2 separate regions of the Homo sapiens genome follow, and region 2 is linked to region 1. The links are chromatin loops, found by intact Hi-C in ENCODE. Cell type or tissue: PC-9. All regions are shown on one strand. Each heading gives the region's core, and the rest is flanking DNA. Links, peaks and the distances in the headings are about the cores only.

Evidence for each region. Peaks named below come from ENCODE experiments on the same cell type or tissue, not always from the same donor. Only the 100,000 strongest peaks of a DNase experiment are listed, where the experiment ranks them.
Region 2: it touches region 1 in a loop (3.0-fold over the local background); 2 of 110 quality-filtered maps call a loop at or near these places.

The regions. Positions count from the first base shown.
Region 1 is chr15:59,561,303-59,576,569 of GRCh38, forward strand. It overlaps the pseudogene RNA5SP396. Among named protein-coding and RNA genes, the nearest start is that of GCNT3, 43 kb to the right of the region's middle. In PC-9, for the core only: no CTCF peak of the experiment used is centred there; DNase peaks (open chromatin) are centred at 6,239 and 9,249; H3K27ac peaks cover 3,187 bases.
Region 2 is chr15:59,618,286-59,633,013 of GRCh38, forward strand. GCNT3 (glucosaminyl (N-acetyl) transferase 3, mucin type) reads left to right here. Exons shown (of 3, transcript NM_004751.3): 3 at 1-4,438. The coding sequence ends at 1,270. Among named protein-coding and RNA genes, the nearest start is that of GCNT3, 14 kb to the left of the region's middle. In PC-9, for the core only: a CTCF peak has its summit at 4,274 (motif pointing left); a DNase peak (open chromatin) is centred at 4,186.

The sequences.
Region 1 (15,267 bases), core at 4,782-12,781:
CCTTTTGGTGAAATAGACATATGGGAAAGAATAGAATATCAGTGCTTTGCAAAATAAATTATTAAGTGAACACTATAAAGCCATTATCCAGATCAAGAAATAGAATGCTGCATGGTTGGGCATGGTGACTTATGTTTGTAATTCCCAGCACTTTGGAGGGCTGAGGCAGGAGGATCACTTGAGGCCAGGAGTTTGATAATAGCCTGGGCAACACAGTGAGACCACATTTCTACATATTAGCTTGGTGTGGTGGTGCCCAGTTGTGCCTGTAGTCTCAGCTACTTGGGAGGCTGAGGTGGGAGGATCGCTTAAGTCTGGAGTTGGAGGTTGCAGTGAGCTATGATCACACCACTGAAATCTAGCCTGTACTACAGAGTGAGAACCTGTCTCGAAAAATAAAAAGGAACACTGTATCACCCCATAAACCCTGTCTTCTCTATCACAACCTCTCCCCAAAGGTAAGCACTATCCTGATTTATGGTCATCACCTCCTTGCTTTATAGTTCTGTCACCTAGATGTGCAAATCCAAAGACCATTTGTTTCGTTCACGTTACTAGCCTCATATTCCATGTCCTTTTGTAATGGTTTCTTTTTGCTTAACATTTTTTGGGTTAGATTCATCCATGTTGTGTATAGCTGTAGTTCATTCATTTTTATTGCTGGGTACACTGTTAAATGAATATTCTATAATGTATATATCTGTTCTACTGGTTTTTTTTTTTTTTTTTTTTTTTTTCCCCGAGGCGGAGTTTTGCTCTTGTTGCCCAGGCTGGAATGCACTGGCGTGATCTCAGCTCACGGCAACCTCCACCTCCTGGGTTCAAGCGATTCTCCTGCCTCAGCCTCCCGAGTAGTTGGGATTACAGGCATGCGCCACCATGCCTGGCTATTTTTGTGTTTTTAGTAGAGATGGGGTTTCTCCATGTTGGTCAGGCTGGTCTCGAACTCCCAACCTCAGGTGATCCGCCCACCTCGGCCTCCCAAAGTGGTGGGATTACAGGCATGAGCCCCCGTGCCCCGCCCTTTTTCTACTGTTGATGAACGTTTGGGTTGTTTCTAGTTTTGGGCTATTAATGATAAGGGTGCTTGAAACATATTTTTTTTACATGTATCTTGGAGAATAAGCACACGCATTTCTGGTGGTTATATACCTAGGAGTGGAATTGCTGGGTCTCAGAGTGTGAATCTCTTTCATTTCAGTAGATGCTGCCAACCTGTTTCAAACTGGCTGTACTAATTTATACTCACAGCAGCAGTGTGCTGGAGTTTCTATTAATACACATCCTCTCTAACACTTGGTTTTATTGGGTTTTTATACTTTTACCCTGGCTGGTCTGTAATGGTAGTTGGTGATGGGAGGTTGTAATTCACATTTTCTTGATGACTAATGAGGTTGAGCACATTTTTATGTTTATTGGGCATTTGAATTTTCTCTTGTAAATGCCTGTCTCTTTCCATATTTTTTTAGTTTCTTTTTTGCATTGCAAAAGGGAGTGTTTCTTTTCCTTCCATGGGTCTCTGCTTGATAGTGTTTTGTGATATGTGTTGCAAACACCATCTCCGCCTCTGGCTAGTCTTTTTATTTTCATTATTTTACTCTCACTTTCTTTACCTAGTGACATTTACCTGCTGTTATTTAAAAATATATCCTGACAATCTTTTCATTATCTGTACATAAAGAGCTCCCCCTGCCTTTTAAAAAATAATTGCATTGCATGAATTTCCTATAATTTTAATTAACTTTCCCTATTGGTGGATGTTAAAGTTTCTAGTACTTCGCTATTGCAAACCATGCTTCAATAAATAATCATTATACTAACATAGTTTTAAATACATTCAAGTACTTTTATAGGAAAAAATTCCTAGAAATGGTATTGTAGGTCAGAGAGTAGGTACATTTGTTTTTTTGATCGCAAGGGTCAAATTATTCTCCATAGATGCTCTCTCCTTGCCTGAGCACCTGTTTCTGCATAGTCGCATGTGTGTGGCTCTGTCAGACTTCTGTTTTTTCTTTTCTTTTCTTTTTTTCCTTTTTTGGAGACAGAATCTCGCTCTGTTGCCCGGGGTGGAGTGCAGTGGTACGATCTTGGCTCACTGCAACCTCTGCCTCCCAGGTTCAAGTGATTCTGGTGCCTCAGCCTTTGGAGTAGCTGGGATTACAGGTACCCGCCATCATGCCCAGCTAATTTTTGTATTTTTAGTGGAGGCAGGGTTTCACCATGTTGGCCAGACTGGTCTCGAAGTCCTTACCTCAAGTGATCCACCCTCCTCGGCCTCCCAAAGTGCTGGGATTACAGGCGTGACCCACCACGTCCAGCCTAGGAGACTTAATTTTGATAAAGTCCAATTTATCTATTTTTTAATGTATTGTGTCTTTGATGCCATACTTAAATTTTTGCCCAACCCAAGGTCACAAGTATTCTTCTGTGATTTCTTCTAGATATGATAGTTTAGATTTTCAATTTAGTTCTATAATTCATTTTGAATTAATTTGAGGTAGTGTCCAAGTTTTATTTTCCTTTTTTTGCTTATGGAATTCCAGTTGTTCCAGGATTGTTTGTTGAAAAGACTTTCCTTTTTCCAATGCATTGACTTGTGTTAACTGACATGTATAAAAAACATCAGCTTCTCATATGTATATGGGTTTATTTCTTGATGCCATTCTATTTCATTGATTTATTTGCCTATGTTTATACTGACGCTATGTTGTCTGGATTACTCTAACTTCATAATCTTGTAATCAGGTACTGTTAGCCCTTCAACTTTCTTCTTTTTCAAAGTTGTTTTGGGTAATATAGGTCCTTTAAATGCTTTTTATGAATTTTAGAGTAAATTTTAGAATCAGCTTGAAAATTTCTACAGAAAAGGCAGCTGAGATGTGGATTCAGACTGATTGCATTGAATCTATGTGTTAATTTGGAAAACAAATTTTAATTGATGCTTTTATTCTTTTGCTGATAATCTTAGGATCTTAAAACACTTTGAGTTCATTTTATATCCCACTCAACTTATATGCTATTGTTGTCAAGTATTTACTTCTGTGTGCATTTTAAACACCACAAGACATTGCTATTCTTGTTTGATATTCATTTAGATTACTGCTTTTGTTTCTCTTTGTTCCTTCCTTTATTTCTGTGCTTCTACCTGGGATCTACCTGGGATCAGTTTTGCCTACCTGAAGATTACTCTTTTTATTTTATTTATTTATTTATTTATTATTATTTTTTTTAGATGGAGTCTTGCTCTGTCGCCCAGGCTGGAATGCGGTGGCATGATCTCGGTTCACTGCAAGCTCCGCCTCCTGGGTTCATGCCATTCTCCTGCCTCAGCCTCCCCAGCAGCTGGGACTACAGGCCCATGCCATCATGCCTGGCTAATTTTTGTATTTTTAGTAGAAATGGGGTTTCACCGTATTAGCTAAGATGGTCTCGATCTCCTGACCTTGTGATCTGCCCGCCTCAGCCTCCCAAAGTGCTGGGATTACAGCTGTGAGCAACCGCGCCTGGCTGAGATGACGCTTTAGAGTTTCCTTTAGTACAGTTTGCCAATAACATTCCTTTAATTTTTGCCTAGAAGTTATTTTACTTCCATTCTTGAAGGAAAATTTTATTATAGAATTCTAGTTGGGCAGTTATTTTCTTTCAGAAGTGTGGTGATATTTTTCCACTATTTTCTAGTTTCTATCATTTAGGTTGAAATGTGAGCTCTTGGTCTAATTGTTTTGAAAGCAGTACTTTTTTTTCCCTCTGGTTGCTTCTAGATCTTAAGATTTTTCTCTTTGCCTTTGGTTTTCTGCAGTTTTCTTTTTTCCTTTATTTTTTATTTATTTTTATTTTTTTGAGACAGAGTCTCACTTTGTCGTCCAGGCTGGAGTGCAGGGGCATGATCTTGGCTCACTGCAACCTCTGCCTCCTGGATTCAAGTTGATTCTATTGCCTCAGCCTCCCAAGTAGTTGGGATTATAGGTGCCTGCCACCACTCCTGGCTAATATTTGTATTTTTAGTAGAGACGGGGTTTTACCATGTTACCCAGGCTGGTCTCGAACTCCTGACCTTAGGTGATCCACCTACCTTGGTCTCCCAAAGTGCTGGGATTACAGGCATAAGCCATTGCACCCCAACTGCATTTCTGCGGTTTTCCTATGTATCTTGATAAAAGTCTATTCTGCTTGGAGTTTATTAGACTTCTTAAATCTGTAGATTAATGTCTTTCATCAGTATTGGAGGATTTTAGGTAATATCGTTCTGAAGGTTGTCTCTATTCCATTCTCCCTCTCCTCTCCTTCTAGGACTACAGTTAAACATGTGACATCTTTTCACTGCATCCTTTATTTCTCTTACCTCTCATCTGCATTTTCTATCCTTTGACTCTCTGTGCTTCAATATAGATATTTTCAGAACAAGTGGTGTTCTGTAGCTTGATTACACAAGTTTGTGAGAGCCTATTACTAAATTTTTTATAAAGAAAATTTATGAGATCATTGTTAAACCATTGGTAACTTGAAATGGAGGCGTGATAGGAGTATTCATACCATGGAAGCTGGCAAATAGTATAAATTAGGGGTTCTACCCCTTAGAGCTGCTTTACCAGCAGCATACCATTACTTCATACTAACTTCTGATTTACAAATTTTCTCTTCACCTATGCCTGATCTAATGGTGAATCTATTCATAAGTTTTTTTATTTTTTATTTTTTGAGATGGAGTCTCACTGTGTTGCCCAGGCTGGCATGCAGTGGCACAATCTCAGCTCGCTGCAACCTCCGCCTCCTGGGTTCAAGTGATTCTCCTGCCTCAGCCTCCCAAGTAGCTGGGATTACAGGTGTGTGCAACCAAAAATTAGCCCTGCTAATTTATTGTATTTTTAGTAGAGACGGGTTTCACTGTATTAGCCAGGATGGTCTCAATCTCCTGACCTCATGATCTGCCTGCCTTGGCCTCTGAAAGTCTTGGCATTACAGGTATGAGCCACTGTGCCTGGCCCCATAAGTTCTTAATTTTAACTGTTACATTTTTCAGTCTTAGAATTTCTAATTCTAATTTTTTAAGTAACAGGTGTTTTTGTTTCAGTTTCCAGGTCTCTGCCAATGTGTTTAATTTGTCTTTTATCTCCATGGCCAAGATAAGCAAAGCAACTTTACAGTCAGTATTTGATAGTTCCAATATTTGGAGTCCTTTGTACATTGTTTTTAATTATTTGTAACTTCTGCTAATTTTTAAAAAATGTTTATTTTTTGAGATGGCATCTGGCTATGTTGCCCAGGCTGGAGTGCTGTGGCTATTCATAGGAGCAATTATAGTGCACTACAGTCTTGAACTCCTGACCTCAAATGATTCTCCCACCTCAGCCTCCTGAGTAGCTTGGAATATAGGTGCATGCCACCATGCCTGGCTTCACCTTCTGCTACTTTTTGTGTATGTGTTCTTGGCTCCTTGTATGCCTGGTCATCTTCGATTGTGCCACTGGGCTTTATTTGTTAAAACAACTTGAAGCCTAGCAAAATGTTATTTTTCCCAGGCAGAATTTTAATTTGCCTCAGACATCTGCCTGGGGCTTTACCTTTTCTAATTCCAGAGAGTTTCATTGTCTGGGTCACTTAAATGACTCAAAGACAGCCTGCAACGTGTTAACTCTTACAGTTAAGATGCAGCTCTGAAGGGCCACAACCAAAATCACATAAGAAACATTGATCAGAGTCTCTACTTTTGTCATATTCTGTTCCCCGGTCCTGGAAGCTTATCTCTGGTGTCTCTTCCAGATTCTGCAGAAGCCACCTGGGTGGAAGCTGTCCTAAATGATAGGCTCACCTTGTAGGCTATTCATCCATTCCTGAATCCTGGTCCAGTAATTCTTCACTATCTCTTTAGCTATTAGATGTTTTAAGCAGATTGAAAAAAAAATTGTGTTGACCTTTTCTAGTTGTTCTGAACAGGAGGGTTAGTTCAAATGGTCGAATTTGCCATTACTGAAAATGAGAGTGTTTGTAGGCTTTTTGTATTATTAAAATTTTGAACTGTGTGAATTATTTTTTAAATTAAATTTAAAAATTCTTTTAAAAAGAAAACTAATTTTCTCAGTGAATTCAGTTGTATTTCTCTGAATTATGAGCCTTCAGCAAAAGTTCTTGATTGCATTAAATGGCTGTTTCAAGTCCAGAAATTCTAAAGAGAATTAGTCATGTATTGCTTTATGATGGAGATACATTCCGAGAAATGTATTTTTAGGTGATTTAATCATTGTGCAAACATCACAGCATGCACTTACCCAAACTTAGATGGCATAACCTACTACACACCTAGACTTTATGGTATGGCCTATTGCTCCTAGGCCTGTTGCTTCTGGTGGTGCATACCTGTAGTTCCAGCTACTTGGGAGGCTGAGGCAGGAGGATTGCTTGAGCCTAGGAGTTCAAGGCTGCAGTGAGCTAGGATTGAGCCACTGTACTCCAGCCTAGGAGACAATGAGACCCTGTCTCAACTGAAAAAAAAATGAAAATGGTACACCTGTATTACAGGGTACTTACCATAAATAGAGCTTATAGGACTGGAAGTTCTTTTTTTTTTTTTTTTTTCAACAATAACATTTTTCTTTCTTTATTTTATTTTATTTATTTATTTATTTTTGAGACGGAGTCTTGCTCTGTCACCCAGGCTAGAGTGCAGTGGTGCGATCTCAGCCCACCTGGGTTCAAGCGATTCTCGTGCCTAAGTTTCCCGAGTAGCTGCGATTACAGATGCCCACCACCATGCCCGGCTAATTTTTGTATTTTTAGTAGAGATGGGGTTTCACCATCTTGGCCAGGCTGGTGTTGCACTCCTGACCTCCTGATCCACCCGCCTTAGCCTCCCAAAGTGCTGGGATTACAGGTGTGAGCCTATCCGCACCTGGCCAGAACTGGAAGTTCTTTGGGTGAGTTAGTGTGTGAGTGAGTGGTGAGTGAATGTGAAGGTCTAGGACATTGCTGTACACTACTGTAGGCTTTGTAAACACTGTACACTTAGGCAACACTAAATTTATAAAATTTGTCTCATTAATTAACCTTAGCATACTATAACTTTTAAATAAAAAACTTTTTAGGCTGGGCGCAGTGGCTCACGCCTGTAATCCCAGCGCTTTGGGAGGCTGAGGTGGGTAGATCACGAGGTCAGGAGATCAAGACCATCCTGGCTAACACGGTGAAACCCCATCTGTGCTAAAAATACAAAAAATTAGCTGGGCATGGTGGCATGCGCCTGTGGTCGCGGCTACTCAGGTGGCTGAGGCAAGAGAATCGCTTGAACCCGGGAGGCTGAGGTTACAGTGAGCCGAGATTGCGCCACTGCACTCTGGCCTGGGCGACAGAGCAAGACTCGATCTAAGAAAAAAATTAGATAGTCTAATCTGCAGTAAATTCTTATCTACAGTAAAAATTAGCCATTCTTATGTACAGTAAAATATTCTTATCTGTCAATGACCTTTGCCTTTTATTTCCCCAACCCAAGTTGTTAGAGCTTGATTTTTTTCTCTTTTTCTTCCTTCTTCCTGCCTTCAATTAACTGAAAGTCAATATAGGTGATAATTAATAGCTGTACTTTCCCGGTGACAAATGGAACTATAGTGTGTGCACACATAAACAAAAGTGCAATCTGAGAAATAAGATGGCAAAATATCAATCTGGACTAATGGTTACATACTAAGAAAGGAGTGGGGCAGGAGCACCAGTCGAGAACGTGCATTTTACTCAGTGCCCGGTGTCATCCCTTACAGCAGGCTTTTAATTTTCACTCTGAGAAAGGTTTCAGGAGATGATGCACTTACATTATGATTCCAGATCCTTCCTCTTGGGGGTGTGTTATTCAGAGAGGTACTGTGGTGCATGCAGTAGAACACCTCCAATTATTACTTAGGGGGAAGCCCATTCTTTATCGGACAGTTGCAAGTACTTCAAAGCTCTTCTGTAGAGTTCATGTCTGTTACTTCGACTCAGAAAATGGGCCCTGAAGGCCCTTTGGGTAGGGAGCATAATGCCACCACTGAAATCCTGTAACTTGAGGAAAACCTGAGGAAGAAATCCTATGATTTAAAGAAGGTTCAGTGATTAGCTGAGGGCTGATGGGAGAGGGGATGCCACGAGGCCTGCTGGTCTTCAAGGAAAAGGCCTTTGCTGGAGTGGCCTGGCTCCCTCACCTAATCTGACCTCCTATCTCTTGCACGGAGAAAACCTTGCTGTTATTATTGTCCTCATCCTCCTGTGTGGGCTCGCTCCTCCTCCCCCCATTTTTTAAAAGCACCCCACCCTACAACCTCATAGTCCCTGCACGCTCGAGTCAGGAGGATGGCATCGTCTCTGTGCTCTCCACGTCTGCTTTCAGTGGTTTGATCGCTTCCTCTCAAGCCACCACCAGGCAGCCCTGTTGCCTGCTGTGTATACTTACTGCCACCGCCTCCAGGTCTCTTCCAGATGCCCTGGGCATATTGGTCCCTGGATCTCAGGCTTGCCCAGCACTCAGTCCCTGGCAGTCATCTGGAGCATCTCCAGTGTCCAGATGAGTGACTTATCCAGCATCTGGCCTTATGGTGTCTTGACACCCCCCTTCACGTTAGTAACTCCTGGACAGGTCCTCTTGTAGAACCTGAAATTATAAACCCTGGAGTCTTCCTTTCTCCAACATTGACCTGAAATTACAATCCGTGAAGCTTCTTTCTCTGACATTGACATTTTATCTTTTCTGTATCCTTATTTCTACTAAACCTGCCTTACGATAGCATCTCAACCTCTGGTTCTAACCTTTCCTTATTCTCTCAGCCCCTTAGTCACCTCTGCCTTCATTTGTTTCCCTATCCCACCTGGACCTTAGGGTCAACCATTTGTGTGCTGTCATAAACTTCCTCCTTTCTTCTCACCCTTGATTTTCAAGAGCCAGTCAATCTTCAACCTCATGTAAACTTAGCTGCAAATTTTCGTACATGTGTACCCAAGCTGTCTAAATAGTGCTAGCAAAAACAGTAACCAAAAAGCAGAACCATGTTGCTTGACTTCATTCCAAAATTGTGTGATCAACCTTTATGTGGATCCTAAAGGCTGCTTGATTATTATTCATCCCTGGTCTCTCTCTTATTCTCTCCTGCTGTTTGGAATTATATTGATTTGCATCCTGATTCTTGTAACATGACTCTTTCGATCTCATTCTTCCTTGTGCCATCACTCTCACTCAGTGACGTAGCCTTCCACCTCTGTGAGAAGATTGTGGCATAAACTTGCCTGTGGCTCATTGAAATGTCACCACACCCTCATGCATTCTTTTCAACCACCTCCGTGTCCTCAAAGGAGGAAATAACAATCCTCTTTCCCAAGACTGTCCTATTTACCCAAGCACTTGTTATCCTACCTGTCCTCAGTAATCACCCCTTCTTTATTGTACCTTAAATTAATCCCTGTTCCTCCAAGTCTACCATATGAACCCAAGCACCCTCATCTTTTTTCTTCTTTCTTTTTTTTTTTTTTTCTTTTGAGACAGAGTCTCACTCTGTCTCCCAGGCTGGAGTGCAGTGGTGCCATCTCAGCTCACTGAAACCTCTGCCTCCTGGATTTAAGCGATTCTCCTGCCTCAGCCTCCCAAGTAGCTGGGACTACAGGCACCTACCACCATGCCTGGCTAATTTTTGTATTTTTTGTAGAGATGGGTTTTGCCATGTTGGCCAGGCTGGTCTTGAACTCTTGAGCTCAAGCAATCTGCCTGCCTCAGCCTCCCAATGTGCTGGGATTATAGGTGTGAGCCACTGTGCCTGGCCCATCTTCATTCTTAAACACAAATAAATCTCTCTCTCTATCTCCATTCAGGTTGTTTTTCCAGAGCACATTGCTTGGACTTTTATTTAGCATATATTTTCATTCTGACTTTATTATAATAAGCTGCTTTCATTACCTGGATCCCCTATTATATTTTAACTTCTTTTTTTTTTTAGTTTTTTTTTTTTTTTTTTTTTTTCCCAGAGTCTTGCTCTGTCACCCAGGCTGGAGTGCAGTGGTGCAATGTTGGCTCACTGCAACCTCTGCCTCTTGGGTTCAAGCAATTCTCCTGCCTCAGCCTCCCAAGTAGCTGGAATTATAGGCCCGTGCCACCACGCCCAGCTCATTTTTATATTTTTAATAGACATGGGGTTTCACCATGTTGGCCAGGCTGGTCTCGAACTTCTGACCTCAGGTGATCTACCCGCCTTGACCTCCCAAAATGCTGGGATTACAGGCATGAGCCACCATGCCTGGTCATGTTTTAACTTGTTGAATACAAAGATTTTATCAATTTTGTATATTTACCTTCTCCCTACCTTAGACTAGATCACGGGAACGGCATTTATATTTTCTATGAAGTGCTGGTGCTCTGAGTGTGGCCATGATATAAAACAATCCAAGGTCACCATGTTGCACTGGAAGGTGCTGAGGTTTGTCTTGAGACCTGCCTGTTGTGTGACAGCAAGTCTCGCAGGGAGAGAGGCAGTACAGCTTATCGTTCAGTGGACATTATTGCAAGAAACAGTAATATCATTTTTATCCTGGAATCATCATGGAACAGGAATGCTAACAAGGAACTTGATAAAAGTTTTCAAATATTTAAACTTACTGAGTTTGTATACTGGCCACTTTTTTTTTTTTTTTTTTTTGAGACAGATTTTTGCTCTTATTGCCCAGGCTGGAGTGCAATGGCGCAATCTCGGCTCACTGCAACCTCCATCTCCAGGGTTCAAGCGATTCTCCTGCCTCAGCGTCCCTAGTAGCTGGGATTACAGGCACGTGCCACCATGAACGGCTAATTTTGTATTTTTAGTAGAGACAGGGTTTCTCCATGTTGTTCAGGCTGGTCTTGAACTCCTGACCTCAGGTGATCTGCCCACCTCGGCCTCCCAGAGTGTTGGGATTACGGGCGTGAGCCACCATGCCTGGCCTACTTTTTATCTTCAAGCAGAGGAAAGAATGGGTCATATTGCAGTGGTATTCACTGCGGGCATTTGTTTCACAGGGACAATTGATTGATTGATTGATGAGACAGAGTCTCGCTCTGTTGCCCACACTGGAGTGTAGTGGGTGCTATCATAGCTCACTGCAGCCCCAAACTCCTGGGCTTAAGTGATCCTCCCAAGTTGACCTCTCAAAATTCTGGGGCCAGACAACAAGGAATGTTTATTTAGACAGAGGAATCTGAGTAGGGAGAATAATTCACGTTAGCACATTTGGAAAGGATGGGCTTTGAAATGCTTCAGGGAGGCAGCTGTGTTGAGCTGGAGGGATGTAAGAAAATGCAATAGGTCAAGTATTCTATTCGACGAAGAAATGTAAATATCTGGCCAGGTGTGGTGGCTCATGCCTGTAATCCCAGCACTTTGGGAGGCCAAGGCAGGTGGATTACCTGAGGTCAGCAGTTCGAGACCAGCCTAGCCAACATGGTGAAACATGTCTCTACTAAAAAAAAAAACACAAAAAATTAGCCGGTTGTTGTGGCAGGCGCCTGTAATCCCAGCTACTTGGGAGGCTGAGGCAGGAGAATTGCTTGAACCTGGAGGCGGAGGTTGCAGTGAGCCGAGATCACACCATCGCACTCCAGCCTGGGGGACAAGAGTGAGACTCCGTCTCCAAAAAACAAAACTAAACAACAACAACAAAAGAAATGTAAATATCCCGGATAAACAGGTCTTTTTATTGTGAAGATTAAATTACATGAAGTAGGCTGGGCATGGTGGCTGACACCTGTAATTTCAGCACTTTGGCAGACTGAGGCAGGGAGGATTCATTGAGGCAAGAAGTTCAAGATGCTTCTGGGCAACATAACGAGACTCTGTTGCTACAAAAAGTATAAAAATTAGGTGCAGTGGCACACGCTTGCATTCCTAGCTACTCAGAAAGCTGAGGCAGGAGGATCACTTGAGCCCCAGAAATCAAGACTGTATTGAGTTACGATTGTGCCACTGTCCTCCAACCTGGGTGACGGGAAGATCTTGACTCAGAAGAAAAACAAATTTCATGAAGTAATTGATTAATAAATGAATCCTATGATTCAACAAGGTTTTGCATTCCTATTATAGAGAGGGCTCTGCTCTAGTCTCTAGGGACACAGCAGACTCAAAACAGAGTCCCTGACCATAAGGCCTGTGTACAGAGGGGGCGTTTGATGAGAGACCTCAGTGAAATGAGGAATCAAGCACAAGCGTATGTGAGGCAAGAGCGTCCAAAGGAAGGAAACTGCATGTACAAAGGTTCTGAGGCAGGAGATGTTAGTTTTTGAGTAGCAAGGAGGCTAATGAACAAGGAAGAGGAAGAGGGTCACTGGAGATGTAGATGGAGACAGGTGGGGGCAGCCAGGCCCGCAGGCCAGGCTGAGCAAGTTACATGTGTGAAAGCACTTTGTAAGTCCCAGTTGCTGCTAAAGGCATTTAAATAGAATTAACTTGTTAAGTTGTCCAATCATTAATTAAAATTGAACTGATTTATTCTGTTTATCTTATATATCCACTAAATGACCGTCTCACAACCCTGGTACCCAAACACCTGTACCCACCTGAAGACAACAGCATAAGCAGGTCATGAGACATATCCCTGTAGGTTTCAGCAGGGCATGACAAGCTCTAATTGTCATATAGAAGTTCTGTTTATTATGAATAGTAAGTGAACATTTTCTCCCTGGGTTACTGTTTATCATTTGAATCTACTTGGGTTTTTGCCATATTGAAACATCTAATTTTTATGCTGTCAAATCTCAGGGTTTATTTTGTGTTTACAGCATCTGTGTGTCTTGTCTTGCTTTATTTCTATTCTTATTTTCTTTAAGCCTATAGCACCCAGTATTCCCAGGCAGTATCCCACTGAAGTACTAACCAGGCTCAATCCTGCTTAGTTTCGGAGATTAGACAGAGATTGAGTGCGTTCAGGGTGGTATGGCTGTAGGCTCTTGTCTTGCTTTGAAAGGTCACCTCTACCCTTAAGCAATACGAACATTCTCCATTTTCCCTAACATTTTTATAACAAAACTATAATAGATTCTAAATTTATTTTCACCATGGCATGAGGTGGGGACCTAACTTTATTTCTTCAAGAAAAACTATTTATTGGTTTAATAAGTAGCTATTTATTAGACAAGTCTCTTGCTGGATATATCAGTATGTATTATTTAAAAAGAAAAAAAAAATAAAGTTTCAGTTTACTTAAAGGCCAGCTAACCACACACTAATAAATACATCACTCCAAAAATACTTTTGAGAGCCTTCTATTATTTTTAAGTTTTATTTATTTTGAGACAGAGTCTCACTCTGTTGCCCAGGCTGGAGTGCTCAGCTCAACTGAAGCTTCTGCCTTCCGGGTACAAGCGATTCTCCTGCCTCAGCCTTCTGAGCACTTGGGACTATAGGCATGCACCACCGTACCCAGCTGATTTTTTGTATTTTTAGTAGAGATGGGGTTTCACCATGTTGGCCAGGCTGGTGATGAACTCCTGACCTCTAGTGATCCGCCCCCACCCCTCCTCGGCCTCCCAGAGTGTTGGGATTACAGGCATGAGCCACTGCACCCGGCTGAGAGCCTTCTAGATGTAAGCCTCTGTGAATGATACAGTAGTCTCCCTTTATCCACCAGGGGCTACGTTTCAGAACCCCCCAACCACTGCCCAGCGGATGCCTGAAACTGCAGTTAGTTCTGAGCCCTATATAAAAAAAAATATGCTATGTTTTTCCTTGACCTGTGGTCAAGTTTAGTTTACAAATTAGGTACAGCAAGGTATCAACAACAATAACTAACAATAGAAGAACTATAACGATATGCTGTAATAAAAGCTGTGTGAGTGTGGGCTCTCTCTCTCATGCAATCTCTCTTACAAAATCTTATTGTACTGATTCACCTATTTTCAGACCTCAGTTGACCAAGTGTAACTGAAATCATAGAAAGCCAGACCATGAATGAGCTGTGCCTCCTTGTGCTAAGGAACTTACCCTGTCTTTGGAAATGGGGCACGCATTTAAATGGCTCTTCCTTGCCTCTTTTGCTGGACCCTCAACTGGGTCCAGGGATTCCTTTCTCGGCCTTTGTGCTTCAGAAACTCTGTGGACCATTAATCATGGCCTCTATTCCCCATCTCTGCAGATAAAACCCCAAACCATTCCTTTCCTAGGCCTGCCTGCATGTTCCACAAGCACTTCATACTCAAGAGGGAGCATATCACCTACCCTCCTCTCCTCAATGCCTCCCCCATGCCTGTTACTCCTCTTGTATTTCCTTATGTCTTAGCCCATTTTGAATGTCAAAATACCATAGACTAAGTAGCTTATACAAGACATTTCTCTTTCTTTTCTTTTTTATTCTAAAAAACCAGTCAAATTTAGCAGTAGGGGGTTGTATAGCAACTTCAGTGACACTAATATTAATATGTTCTGATAACCCATTACCAGTGGACTGGGCAAGAAATGTATTTCTCATAGCTCTGAAGGCTGGGAAGTCCAAGATGAAGGTGCAGCAGATTCAGTATTTAGGGAGAGCCCACTCTCTGGCTTCTAGATGGCACCTTCTTACTGTGTCCTCACGTGGGGGAATGGATGAGCTAATGCTCTGAGGCCTTTGATAAGGGCACTGACCCTAATCATGGTGGTTCCACCTCACAAAGGCCCAACCTCCTAATACTATCACCTTGAGGTTGGAATTCCAACATGTGAACTGTCAATTTATATAGATTATATGTGCCTTATTTCTCTACCAATCATCCAAGTAGTTAATACTGGACTTGGTCTATCCAACATGATTAAATTCAATCCCTACCAGAACTGTGAGTTATAGATAGTCCCACATTGAAATAAAAAGGGGGAGGTAAACACTTCTTGCATTTTTTTTCTCACCTATCCACATGGGCCCCATGTGTCAATCTCTCAAGCAAGTGCTTAACACACAGTACTTAGACATCTGAACACTGAAGTTAGAAAACCAGAATTCAGATACCAGGTCTGTACAGTTTAATAATTCTAAGCCTCCATTTTTCTCATCTTTAAAATGGGAATAAAAATAATAACTTCATAAGATTGCTATGGAGCTAAATGAGAAAAGCATTTAGCAACAATGTTTAGTCCATAATAAGCACACAGGAATATTTAGTTAACACACAGATTTATGTATTTATTAGTGGGATAGTAGTCTATAGCCTGCTAATAGCCCCTCAGATTCTGAGAACACTTGGTCAACAATCAGAAATGATTTGTAAATGATGAAATGAATGGTGGTTTCTCCCGGATCACTAATTCTTCCCCAGCCTCAGAA
Region 2 (14,728 bases), core at 1-8,000, 52 kb after region 1:
GGGCTGCTATATGCTGCTGGCCACTGTGGCTCTGAAACTTTCTTTCAGGTTGAAGTGTGACTCTGACCACTTGGGTCTGGAGTCCAGGGAATCTCAAAGCCAGTACTGTAGGAATATCTTGTATAATTTCCTGAAACTTCCAGCAAAGAGGTCTATCAACTGTTCAGGGGTCACCCGAGGGGACCAAGAGGCAGTGCTTCAGGCTATTCTGAATAACCTGGAGGTCAAGAAGAAGCGAGAGCCTTTCACAGACACCCACTACCTCTCCCTCACCAGAGACTGTGAGCACTTCAAGGCTGAAAGGAAGTTCATACAGTTCCCACTGAGCAAAGAAGAGGTGGAGTTCCCTATTGCATACTCTATGGTGATTCATGAGAAGATTGAAAACTTTGAAAGGCTACTGCGAGCTGTGTATGCCCCTCAGAACATATACTGTGTCCATGTGGATGAGAAGTCCCCAGAAACTTTCAAAGAGGCGGTCAAAGCAATTATTTCTTGCTTCCCAAATGTCTTCATAGCCAGTAAGCTGGTTCGGGTGGTTTATGCCTCCTGGTCCAGGGTGCAAGCTGACCTCAACTGCATGGAAGACTTGCTCCAGAGCTCAGTGCCGTGGAAATACTTCCTGAATACATGTGGGACGGACTTTCCTATAAAGAGCAATGCAGAGATGGTCCAGGCTCTCAAGATGTTGAATGGGAGGAATAGCATGGAGTCAGAGGTACCTCCTAAGCACAAAGAAACCCGCTGGAAATATCACTTTGAGGTAGTGAGAGACACATTACACCTAACCAACAAGAAGAAGGATCCTCCCCCTTATAATTTAACTATGTTTACAGGGAATGCGTACATTGTGGCTTCCCGAGATTTCGTCCAACATGTTTTGAAGAACCCTAAATCCCAACAACTGATTGAATGGGTAAAAGACACTTATAGCCCAGATGAACACCTCTGGGCCACCCTTCAGCGTGCACGGTGGATGCCTGGCTCTGTTCCCAACCACCCCAAGTACGACATCTCAGACATGACTTCTATTGCCAGGCTGGTCAAGTGGCAGGGTCATGAGGGAGACATCGATAAGGGTGCTCCTTATGCTCCCTGCTCTGGAATCCACCAGCGGGCTATCTGCGTTTATGGGGCTGGGGACTTGAATTGGATGCTTCAAAACCATCACCTGTTGGCCAACAAGTTTGACCCAAAGGTAGATGATAATGCTCTTCAGTGCTTAGAAGAATACCTACGTTATAAGGCCATCTATGGGACTGAACTTTGAGACACACTATGAGAGCGTTGCTACCTGTGGGGCAAGAGCATGTACAAACATGCTCAGAACTTGCTGGGACAGTGTGGGTGGGAGACCAGGGCTTTGCAATTCGTGGCATCCTTTAGGATAAGAGGGCTGCTATTAGAGTGTGGGTAAGTAGATCTTTTGCCTTGCAAATTGCTGCCTGGGTGAATGCTGCTTGTTCTCTCACCCCTAACCCTAGTAGTTCCTCCACTAACTTTCTCACTAAGTGAGAATGAGAACTGCTGTGATAGGGAGAGTGAAGGAGGGATATGTGGTAGAGCACTTGATTTCAGTTGAATGCCTGCTGGTAGCTTTTCCATTCTGTGGAGCTGCCGTTCCTAATAATTCCAGGTTTGGTAGCGTGGAGGAGAACTTTGATGGAAAGAGAACCTTCCCTTCTGTACTGTTAACTTAAAAATAAATAGCTCCTGATTCAAAGTATTACCTCTACTTTTTGCCTAGTATGCCAGAAATAATATAAATATAAACAGATAAAGTGTGTGAGACTTTTTCTCATAACTATTCATGACATTTAAAATCCCTAGGGGCTGGCAAGAGAGTTCTCATTATTCTGAAATGGTCCTGACAAGCTGCATGAATAGCAATTTTTTTTTTGAGACAGAGTCTTGCTCTGTCACCCAGGCTGGACTGCAGTAGTGCAATCTCAGTTCACTGCAACCTCCGCCTCCCAGGTTCAAGCGATACTCCCACCTCAGCCTCCTGAGTAGCTGGGACTACAGGCATGCAGCACCATGTCTGGCTAATTTTTGTATTTTTAGTAGAGGCCGGGTTTCACCATATTCGCCAGGCTGGTCTTGAACTCCTGACCTTGTGATCTGCCCGCCTCGGCCTTCCGAAATGCTGGGATTACAGGTGGGAACTACTGCGCCTGGCCTACAAATAGCAAATTCTAACGAAGACAGGGGAACAGGGATGGTTCTTCCATTGTTAAAAGCCATCCTCATTTTGTTTATATTGCCAGGTTTGTGATTTTTCTGTAAAGGAAAAGGCAGGGTGATTTAACCAGTTTGACCACCTTTCCTGTACTCTTACAGGAAAATCGCAGCACTAATTCTAATTTTGTCCACTTTACAGCCAAAGCTTAGCTAATGTTCCATAAAGGAGATAATAGCCAATCAGGTAAGGTAATGTGTAATTCATTATTCAAAGTGGAACATGTTTTTGTAGGGGGAGAGTCTGCACTATTAATAATTGTATTGAGAAATAAAAATAAACTAGGACTATTCAGTTAAACCAGGATGTCTTATTATTCCATGTTTAGGCCTCTTGAGTCAAAACTCTTTTTTTTTTTTTTTTTTTTTTTTTTTTTGGAGACAGGTTCTCACTCTGTTGCCCAGGCTGGAGTGCAGTGGCATGATCTTGGCTCACTGAAGCCTCTGCCTCCCAGGTTCAAGTGATTCTCCCCCCAAACCTTGCAAGTAGCTGGGATTACAGATGTGAGCCACCATGCCCAGCTGATTTTTGTGTATTTTTAGTAAAGATGGGGTTTCACCATGTTGGCCAGGTTGGTCTCAAACTCCTGGCCTCAAGTGATCCACCTGCCCCAGCCTCCCAAAGTGCTGGGATTACAGGTGTGAGCCACCATGCCTGGTCCCCTCTTGAGTCAAAACTCTTATTTCAGAATGCGAATGGAAGGATCGCTATTAGTGATTCTGCAGATTACACATTTCCTTGCGGGGAGACAATAAGGTATGTGTAAATACATATATGTGTGTGTATGTATACACACATACAGCACGCTACCTCCCAAGTGTTACCTAGTGAAACAGTTTCCTTTCCGAAGCTCCAGAGATGGTTGTTGGCTAAGTTATACTCTTCTGTGATGGGCAAGGGATACTATAAAAACATAGGCAGTGCCCTTTGAATATAGTACAGCTCATCTTCTGCATACGATATGCCCTGGAAAGGTGATTTATATGCAAGTTAATTGGTGTAATCTGAAGGATGCTCCCATTAATACGTCATGATGTCATTAATATGTTTCTTCCTTTCTGATTTTTGTTTTTTTTTTTTTTTTTGAGACAGAGTCTCACTCTGTCACCCAGGTTGGAGTGCAACGAATGGCGCAATCTTGGCTCATTACAACCTCCGCCTCCTGGGTCCAAGCGATTCTCCTGCCTCAGCCTCCTGAGTAACTGGGATTACAGGTGTGTGCCACCTTGCCTGGCTAATTTTTTTGTATTTTTTTAGTAGAAACAGGGTTTCACCATGTTGGTCAGGCTGGTCTGAACTCCTGACCTCAAGTGATCCACTTGCCTTGGCTTCCCAAAGTGCTGGGATTACAGGCGTGAGCTACCGCACCCAGCCCTTTCTGAGTGTTGTCATTCAATTCATCAAGTTTTCTGTCATGATCAACTTTCTCTATGCAAACCCTGTAACTCTGACAGTTATCACTGTGTCTGACACAGTGAATTTTTTATTTATAAGGTAGTTACTTTTGGCCAGGTGTGGTGGCTGACGCCTGTAATCCCAGCACTTTGGGAGGCCAAGGTAGGCAGATCACTTGAGGTCAGGAGTTCAAGATCAGCCTGGCCAACATGGTGAATCCCCATCTCTACTAAAAATATAAAAATTAGCCAGACATGGTGGTGGGTACCTGTAATCCCAGCTACTTGGGAGGCTGAGGCAGGAGAATCGCTTGAACATGGGAGGCAGAGGTTGCAGTGAGCTGAGATCGTACCACTGCACTCCAGCCTGGGCGATAGAGCCAGACTGAGTCTCAAAAAAAAAAAAAAAGTTACCTTTTTTTGGTAAGGTTGTACTTCTTAGATAATGGTCATTGTCACTACCAACTTGCCTGCATTGTAATAGAGTCCTATTCACTTTGCTCCCAACCCCACTACGGAGATGACTGATGACTAGTTGTATACACAGTGGGTGTGCCCTGAGAGGTCTGTTGCCAGCAGTGGTGATCGATCACGGCCTCCCCCTGCTGGCTGATGTGATGGTCCTTGGTCCTCCTCTGAAGGAGGTAGAAGGGGCACACGGCCACCGTGGGAAGTAGGCAGAAAAGCCTCCCTGGGTGCAGATTCTCTGAGAAAAGAACTTTGGCCTCATAGTTAACTTACTCCAAAAGCTTTCATGTGAAATAATTTATAATTTTTTATATAAATAAAAAGATTAAAATGTGAACTTGTCATTTTTTTGGGGATAAGTTACTGAAATTTTTCAACCATTGAAATTTTCTCTAGAAATATATTCAGGTGCGTAGGAAGTGCTGTTTATTTAATAACACAGGGTCTTCATATCAGAGGGGTCGAATTTAGCCCTCATTTGTTTAGTGTATTATAGAAATCATACACCAACACATCTGCTGATTTTTCTCTTCCCTCTGAGTCATATCTGTGTCTTTAACCGTTCTCTGGTAAGGAAAAATCTCACAAATTAATTGAACAACTGTGTTTGTATTACCTCTCAGGGTTTGGATTTCCTCCTTATTTTTTATCTGTGGGCTATTGGTAAGCATTGTTTTAATAACTGCATTTTTGTTGTACACTCTGCTCATTGTAGTTTTTGTCTTTCTCTTGGTTGAGTGGAAAAAATGTTTTTTTTTTTTTTTTTGGAAACGGGGGACTCACTCTGTTGCCCGGGCTGGAGTGCAGTGCTGCAGTGATGGCTCACCACAGCCTCGACCTCCTGGGCTCAAGCAATCCTTCCACCTCGGCCACCTGAGTAGCTGGAACTGCAGGCGTGCTCAGGGAGTCTGAGGCTGCAGTGAACTATGATCATTGTGCCACTGCATTCCAGCTTCAGTGACAGAGTGAGACCCTGTCTCAAAAAGCAAAAACAAAAAACCCACAAAAGCGTTGACAGGGAATCCCTCAATAAAAAGGTGATGTTCAAGTAAAGGTCTGAAAGAAGGCCAGGCACAGTGGCTCATACCTGTAATGCCAGCACTTTGGGAGGCCGAGGCGGGAGGATTGCCTGAACCCAGGTCAACCTCCTGGGCTCTAGCGATCCTCCTGCCTCAGCCTCCTGAGTAGCTGGGACTACAGGCATATGCTACCATGCCCAGCTTGAAAATTTCTCAAGAAAGAAGGAGAAGGCCGTTGATAACCTTGCTTGGGAACATATGACATACATCAGTTGAGGAGGTCAAATACTTTGATTAAAACTGGAAAAAACATTGGGGCTAGGTGTGGTGGTTCACACCTGTAATCCCAGCACTTCAGGAGGCTGAGGTGGGAGGATTACTTGAGCTCAGAAATTTGAGGATGCAGTGAGCCATGATCGTGCTACTGCACTGCAAACTGGCATGAGAGCAAGATTCTGACTCTTAAAAAAAAAAAAAAAAAAGAATAATTAAATACCCTGCCTGCTTGTCTGCTTTAAGTACCTTACTTGAGCCAAAGATCAGTTTTTCTATTTTTTTAAGATTCTTCTTACTTTTTAAAGATGAGATCTCACTACGTTGCCTAGCCTGGTTTTGAACTCATGGGCTCAAGCAATCCTCTTTCCTCAGCCTCCTGAGTAGCTGGGATTACAGGCAGGTGCCACTGCACCTGTCCCCAAGAATCTGATCTTACTGCTTCCATTTAGTCTTTTTTTTGAGACAAGTTTTGCTCTTCTTGCCCAGGCTGGAGTGCAGTGGCATGGTCTTGGCTCACTGCAACCTCCACCTCTGGGGTTCAAGTGATTCTCCTGTCTCAGTCTCCCAAGTAGCTGGGGTTACAGGTGCCCGCCACCATGCCCAGCTAATTTTTGTATTTTTAGTATAGACAGGGTTTCTCCATCTTGGCCAGGCTGGTCTCGAACTCCTGACCTCAGGCCATCCACCCCCTTGGCTTCCTAAAGTGCTGGGATTACAGGTGTGAGCCACCACACTGGGCCCATTTAATTTTTTATTACAAAGATGAATAAGATATGGTTTCTGCCTCTATGAAGCTTGAATGTACTGGCAATCAATGAGATAACGTCTTCATCCCACAACTATTGTGCTCTTACTGTTTACCAGGAATTGTTCTTGGCACTGGGGATACATCAGTCAAAACACAGACAAAAATTCCAACACTTGTGTTGTTTGCATACTAGTGGGAAACAGACTGTAAATTATTATAAGGAAACAAATGATAGAGATCAAAGGAAGTGATGGAGAACTTGGGAGGATGGAGTAGAAAGGGAAGATATTTAAAATTTTAAATAGGGTGGCCTGGGCTGGGTGTGGAGGCTCACATCTGTAATCCCAGCACTTTGGAAGGCTGAGGCAGGAGGAAAGCTTGAGCCTGTGGAGTTAGAGGCTGTAGTGAACTATAATCATTGTGCCACTGCATTCCAGCTTCAGCGACAGGGTGAGACCTTGTCTCAAAACAAAAAAACAAAACAAAAACACACAAAACCAAAACCAAAACACACACACACACACACACCCACACACCCACCCATGGGTGGACAGGAAATCCCTCGATGAAAAGGTGATGTTCAAGTAATGATCTGAAGGAAGGTCAGGCATGGTGGCTGACGCCTGTAATCCCAGCACTTCAGGAAGCCAAGGAGGAAAGATTGCTTGAGCCCAGGTGTTCGAGACCAGCCTAGGCAACATGGCAAAACGCTGTCTCTACAAAAAATAGAAATATTAGCCAGGTGTGGTGCACACCTGTAATTCCAGCTACTTGGTAGACTGAGGCAGGAGGATTACTTGGGCTCAGGAGTCGAGGATGCAGTGAGCAATGATTGTACCACTCAGTATACTTCAGCCTGGGTGACACAGCAAGACCCCATCTCAAGGAAAAATAAAAACATCTGAGGAGACGAGGAAATGATCCATGAGGATTAAGGGGGAAGATCACATTCTAGAGGAAAGACTTGCAAGGCCCTGAAGCAGGAACCCACCTGTCATGTTTCAGGAACAGCGAGGAAGCTATTGTAAGTGGATTAAAGGAGGAGAAGAAGAGGAGTTAAGAGGGGCATACAGAGGAGGCCAGTAGAGGCTTTTTTAAGCTATTGTATGGAGTTTGTCTTCTCCTTTGAGTGAAATAGGCCATTGTAGGGGTTTCTGAGCAGAGAACTCACATTTTAATAGGATGACTCTAGCCTGCTGCATTGAGAACAGACTGGCTTGGGGGCGAGGGTAGAGCAGGGAGGCCAGTTAGGAGACTATAGCAATAATCCAGGCACTATGCAATAGTGGCTTGAACCAAAGCCGTAGTAGTAGAAGTGGTGAAAGTGGCCAGATTCTGGAATTTTTTTTTTTTTTTGTACAGGCTAGAGTGCAGTGGCATGATCTCAGCTCACCACAGCCTCGACCTCCTGGGCTCAAGTGATCCTCCTGCCTCAGCCCCCCAAGTGGCTCGGACTACAGGTGCATGCCACCATGTCCAGCTAACTTTGGTATGTTTTGTAAAGATGGGGTTTCACCATGTTGCCCAGGCTGGCCTTGAACTCCTGAGATAGGAGGCGATCCCCCCATCTCAGCCTCCTAAAGTGCCGGGATTACAGACGTGAGCCATCGCATCCAGCCTGGAAGTATTTTGAAGGTTCAGTGTGAGGATTTGCTGACAGATTGAGTTGGAGAGAAATAGAGGAGTAAATAACTCCAAGGGTTTTATCTTGTTAGAAGGATGGTGTTGCCACTAACTAAGATGGGAAGCCTGTGGAAGACTGGTTTTTCAGGGAAGGTCAGGACTTTGTGAACATATAAAACTGCAGATGGCTATTAGATATCCAAGTAGAGATGCTGAAGAGATGAATGTATATAGAAGTCTGAATTTGGGAGAGAGATCTGGATTGGAGATACTTACCTGGTGTTTAACAGCTTACAGATTGTGTAAAGTCATGAAACGGATAAGAACCTTAAAAGAGAGAAAAGGGAATAGAGGTTACCAAATGAATTGCAGTTTCCAAATTGCAGAGGGCAGAGAGACAAGGAGAAACCAGCAAAAGAGAGTAGGAAAGAAGCAACTAGAGTGGTAGAAGGAAAACAGGGTGAGTGTGATGTTCTGGAAGCAAACAGGAAAAAGTGTTTCAGGAAAGAGAGAGCTGATGATTGCATCAAAAGCTGCTGAGACTTGCATATGATGAGGATGAAGAAGTGACTATTGGATTTAACAACATGTAGGTAAGTAAGCTTGATAAGATCGGTTTTTGTGAAGTGCGGAGGTGAGCACTTGATTGGAGGTGGTTCAGGGAGAACAAAAGTGGATTCAGCAAGTATAGAAAATCTTTTGAGGAGTTTTACTTTAAGCCAAAAGAAGCAGAAAAAAAGTAAAGTAACTGGTTAAGAGAAGGTTATCTTGAAAATGTATAAAGTGGTAACCTGTTGGTATATTGATGGGAAAGATCTAGTCAAGAGGAAAAGATGTAGGAATGAGTTGGGAGGCTTGCCAGAATGATGACATCTTTGGAAAGAAAAGAGAGATGATTATTTAAGGGCCCAAGAAGAAAGGCTTGTCTTTCATGGAAGTATGAACAGTTCACCTACAGTAACAGGAGTGAAGGCAGCGTGGATGGACTCAGCTGTAGTAGATGGGTGGATGTTGTGGGATCTGTGGGGTTCTCTCATTGTGTCGCCTAGACTGGAGTACAGTGGCACGATCATGGCTCACTGCAGCCTCAATCTCCTGGGCTGAAGCGATCCTCCCATCTCAGCCTCTCAAGTAGCTGGGATTACAGACATGCACTATGACGCCTTGCTAATTTAAAAAATTGTAGAGACGGGGTTTTGCCATGTTGCCCAGGCTAGTCTTGAACTGTTGGCCTCAAGCAATCCTCCTGCCTCAGCCTCCTAAAGTGCTGGTATTACAGGTGTGAACCGCTGTATCCAGCCTCTTTTTCAACTAACATCTTATCTGAGGTATAATATCCGTATGCAAAAATACAAAAATTCCAAATATCTAACTCAAGAATTTTTACAAAGTGAGCACACCTGTGTAACTAGAACACTGGTCAAGAAAGAGAACATTCCCAGCAACCCAGAGTATCTCTTGTGTTCCTTTCCGATGGCTTTCCAAAAATAACCATTGTTCTCACTTCTAACATCACAGATTATTTTGCCTGTTTTTGAATTTTATGTAAGTACTATGTTCTCCTTTGTTTATGGCTCCTTAAACTCTACATTATGTTTACAAGATTCATCTATGTTGTATGTAGCAGTTCAGTGATTCAGGAAACTCAACAATATGTTTACAAGATTCATCTGTTTTTTGTAGCAGTTCAGTGATTCTCACTGCTGTGTAATAATCCATTGTATGAATATACCATAGTCGATCCATTCTGTTGACGGACATTTGGGTTGTTTCCAAGTTTTGTCCATTATAAATTGTGTTCCTAAGGACGTTCTTGAACATGTTTTGTAGTAAACATATATATACAGGCATATCTCAGAGTTATTGTGAATTTGGTTCCAGGACACTGAGTAAAGCAAATTTTGCAATACAGCAAGTCAGACAAAGTTTTAGATTTCCCAGTGTATATAAAAGTTATGTTTACACCGTATCTGTGTAATGGCATTATGTCTAAAAACACAATGTATATGCATTATTTTAAAAACACTATTGGGTAACCAGTGCAAAAAAATACTTTATTGCTAAAAAAATATTAATAATCTGAGCCTTCAGTGAGTCATGATCTTTTTGCTGATGTAGGTCTTGTCTCAATGTTGATGGCTGCTGACTGGTCAAGGGTGGTGGTTGCTGAAGGTGGGGGCACTGTGGCAATTTAAAAAAATAAGACAGCATTGAAGTTTGTCACATTGTTTGACTGTTCCTTTCATGAAAGATTTCTCTGTAGCATGCCATGCTGTTTGATAACATTTTACTCACAGGAGAACTTCCAAAATTAGAGTCAATTCTCTCATACCCTAGTGCTGCTTTATCAACTAAGTTTATGTAATATTCTAAATGCTTTGTTGTCATTTCAACAATGTTCATAGCATCTTCGCCGTTAGTGGATTTCATCTCAAGAAACCACTTTACTTTTTTTTTTTTTCTTGTGAGACAAAGTCTTGATCTGTCACCCAAGCTGGAGGGCAGTGGCGTGATCTTGGCTCACTGCAACCTCGGCCTCCCATGTTCAACTGATTCTTCCAACTCAGCATCCTGAGTAGCTGGAATTACACGCGTGCGCCACCACACGTGGCTAATTTTTATATTTTTAGTAGAGATGGGGTTTCACCATGTTGGCCAGTCTGGTCTCCAACTCCTAACCTCAAGTGCTCCAGCTGCCTTGGCCTCCCAAAGTGCTGGGATTACAGGTGTGAGTCACCATGCCTGGCCAAGAAACCACTTTCTTTGTTCATCTATAAGAAGCAACTCCTCATTTGTTCCAATTTATCATGAGATAAGATTCTAGTTCTCTTGCTCTTTCTACAACATCTGCAGTTACTTCCTCCATTGAAGTTTTTTTTTTTTTGTTTTGTTTTTTTGAGATTGAGTCTCACTCTAACAGCCAGGCTGGAGTGCAGTGGCATGATCTTGGCCCACTGTAACCTCCACCTCCAGGGTTCAAGCAATTCTGTCTCAGCCTCCCGAGTAGATGGGACTACAGGTGCAAGCCAGCATGCCCAGCTAACTTTTGTATTTTCAGTAGAGATGGGGTTTCACCATATTGGTCAGGCTGGTCTTGAACTCCTGACCTCAGGCAATCCACCTGCCTCGGCCTCCCAAAGTGCTGGGATTATAGGTGTGAGTCATGTGCCTGGCCTCCACTGGAGTCTTGAACCCCAAAAAGTCATCTATGAGAGTTGGAATCAACTTTCTCCAAACTCCTGTTAATGTTGATATTTTGGCCTCCACACCATGAATCACGAATGTTCTCAAAGGCATTTAAAATAGTGAATCCTTTCCAGAAGGTTTTTCTTTTTTTTCTTTTCTTTTCTTTTCTTTTTCTTTTTTTTTTTTTTTGAGACAGAGTCTCTGTCACCTAGGCTGGAGTGCAGTGGCACGATCTCGGGTCACTGCAACCTCTGCCTCCCGGGCTCAAGCAATTCTCCTGTTTCAGCCTCCCAAGTAGCTGAGACTACAGACACATGCTACTATGCCTGGCTAATTTTTGTGTTTTCAGTAGAGACAGGGTTTCACCATATTGGTCAGGCTGGTCTGGAACTCCACACCTCAGGTGATCCACCTGCCTCGGCCTCCCAAAGTGCTGGGATTACAGGCGTGAGCCCCCATGGCTGGCCTCCAGAAGGTTTTTCTTTTTCCTTTGAGACAGAGTCTCGCTCTGTCACCCAGGCTGGAGTGCACTGGCACAATCTTGGCTCACTGCAACATCTGCCTCTTGGGTTCAAGCATTTCTCCTGCCTCAGCCTCCTGAGTAGCTGGGATTACAGGCATGCGCTATCATGCACAGCTAATTTTTGTATTTTTAGTAGAGACAGGGTTTCACCATGTTGGCCAGGCTGGTCTTGAACTCTTCAGCTCAGGAGATCCACCTGCCTTGGCCTCCCAAAGTGCTGGAGTTACATGTGTGAGCCACCATGCCTGACCCAGAAGATTTTTCAATGGACTTTGCTCAGATTCATCAGAGGAATCACTATCTGTGATAGTTATAGCCTTACGAAATGTTTTTCCTAAATAAGACTTGAAAGTTCAACTTACTACTTGATACATGGGCTGCAGAATGGATGTTGTCTTAGCAACCGTGAAAACAACATGAATTTCCTTGTATGTCTCTATCAGAGCTTGAGTGACTAGGTATGTTTTCAACAAGCATTAATTTTTTTTTTTTTCCTGAGCAGTTGTTCTCAACAGTGGGTTTAAAATGTTTAGTTATCCATGCTATGAGCAGATGTGCTGTCATCCAGGCTTAATTCTTAAGGGTCCTAGGATTTTCAGCATGGTAAATGAACACTGGCTTCAACTTAAAGTCACTCGCTGCATTAGCCCCTAACAAGAGAGTCAGCCTGTGCTTTGAAGCCAGGCATTGACTTGTCCTCTGTAGTTACAAAAGTCCTAGAAGGCATCTTCCAATGGAAGAATGTTTGGTCTACAAGGAAAATCTGTTGAGTGTAGGCTTCTCCACCAATGATCTTAGCTAGATCTTCTGGATAACTTGCTGGAGCTTCTACATTAGCACTTACTGCTCCATCTTGCATTTTTATGTTCTGAAGACGGCATCTTTCCTTAAACCTCACAAATAAACCTCTCCTAACTCCAGACTTTTCTTCTGCAGCTTCCTCACCTCTCTCAGCCTTCACAGAATTGAAGAACATTAGGACCTTGCCTGGATTAGGCTTTGATTTAAGGGAATGTTGTGGCTGGTTGGATTAGGCTTTGGTTTAAGGGAATGTTGTGGCTGGTTTGCTCTTCTGTCTAGAGCATTCAAACTTTCTCCATATCGGCAAAAAGACTGTTTCACTTTCTTACTCATGCGTTCACTGAAGTAGCACTTTTTTAATTTTTTTTTAGGGGTTCTGCAAATGGAGTAAGAACTAGCACTTTTACTTTTCTTCAGGAATTTTTCCATTGTGTTTATGACTTGGCTGACTTTGACACAAGAGGCTCAGCTTTTGACATGTCTTCCTTTGTAAGCTTGATCATTTCTAGCTTTTTTTTTTTTTTTTTTTTAAGACGTTAGTTTTAATCTGTCACCCAGGCTGGAGTGCACTGGCGCCGTCACGGCTTACTGCAGCCTTGACCTCCAGAGCTCGGATTATCTTCCCACCTTAGCTTCCCAAGTAGCTAGGACTACAGGTGCCTGCCACCATGCCCACCTAATTTCTTGTACTATTATTTTTTAATAGAGATAGGGTTTTGCCATGTTGCCCAGGCTGGTCTTGAACTCTTGGGCTCAAGGGATCCTCCTGCCTCGGCCTTCCAAAGTGTTGGAATTACAGGTATGAGCCATTGCACCTGGCCAATGCTTTCAATTCTTTTGGGTATATACCCATAACTGGAATTGCTGGATTATTTGGTAAATTTATATATATACACACACACACACACACACACACACACACACACACACACATATATACATATATATACACATATATACACACACATATATATACATATATATATATTTTTTGAGATGGAGTCTTGCTCCATTGCCCAGGCTAGAGTGCAGTGGCGCAGGTATAGCTCACTATAGCCTCGAACTCCTGAGCTCAAGCAATTCTCCTGCCTTGGCCACCCAAGTAGATGGGACTACAGGTGCATGCCACCACACCTGGCTAATTTTTTTTTTTTTTTTGGTGGAGATGGGAGTCTCTATGTTGCCCAGGCTGGTCTCTAACTAGTGGCCTCAAGCAATCCCTCCCGCCTCAGCCTCCCAAAGTGCTGGGATTACAAGTGTGACCCGACATGCCTGGTTGGTAATTCTATTTTTAATTTTTTGAGGAACCATCATACTGTTTTCCTTAGTTGTGCCAGTTTTATATTCTCACCAATACTGTAAAAGAATTCCACTATGTCTATATTCTCACCAACACTTATTAATTTTTTTTTCTCTGCTAGTAGCCATCCTTATGGGTGTGAGGTGGTCTTCAGTATTTTTAAGATTTTATTTCATTGTCTTCTAGCTGCATAGCTGTTAACAAGTAGTCTTTGGAAATCATTATCTTTGTTTTTGTGGGTATAAAGTGTCTCTTACCTCTGCTTTTAAATTTTCTCTTTATCACTATTTTTCAGCAATTAGATTTTGATGTACTGTGGTTATCCTGCTTGGAGTTAAGCTTCTTCGTTGTTGGTTTATAGTTTTCGTCAAATTTGGAAAAATTTGGCCACTGTCTCCTTAATTTCATCTTTCTGTTCTCCCTTCCATATATAGCCACTCGATATTATTCCAAAAATCTCTGAGGTTTGATTCCTTTTTTCCCTAGTTATATTCTCTTTGTGCTGTATTTTAGATAAAATTTGTTTTTCAATTTCACTGATCTTCTTTAGTATCTAGTCTGCTATTCAGTTAATTGTTTTCATATATTGTATCTTTCATCTCTAGAAGTTCTGCTTTTTAAAAAAATCTTTGATTTTTCTCATTAAGTATTTGTATTAATACAAAAATGGCAGTTTTAACATCCTTGTCTGCTAGCTGTATCACCCCTGTCATTTCTGTGTCTGTTCCTGTTCATTATGTTTTGTCCTCATTATGGTCACATTTTCCTGCTGCTTAGCATGTCTAGTCATTTTTCTGTTAGATGGAGTACATTGTAACTCTTAAGTTATTGAGGATCTGGACTTCGTTTACTTGTGTTGGGCTTCATTTTGGCAATATTTGTGGAACAGTGTGATCTCCCTTGAGTCTGCTTTTCCGCTTTGCTAGGGTGAGTTTAAGTCAAGCAGCCTTCATTCAAGGGATATTTGATGCCTGCTACCAAGGCATGACCTTGGGGTTTCTAATGTCTTGGGTGATTACAGAGGACTCTTCCCTCTGGCATCCCCCAGTGTGAGCTTTGGGAATTGCTGTTTCCAACTCCCCACTCTTAGCTTGGCCTAGCGGAGTGTCACTGCTTCTATGCAGCCAGGCACTCAGTAAGGACTCGAGGGG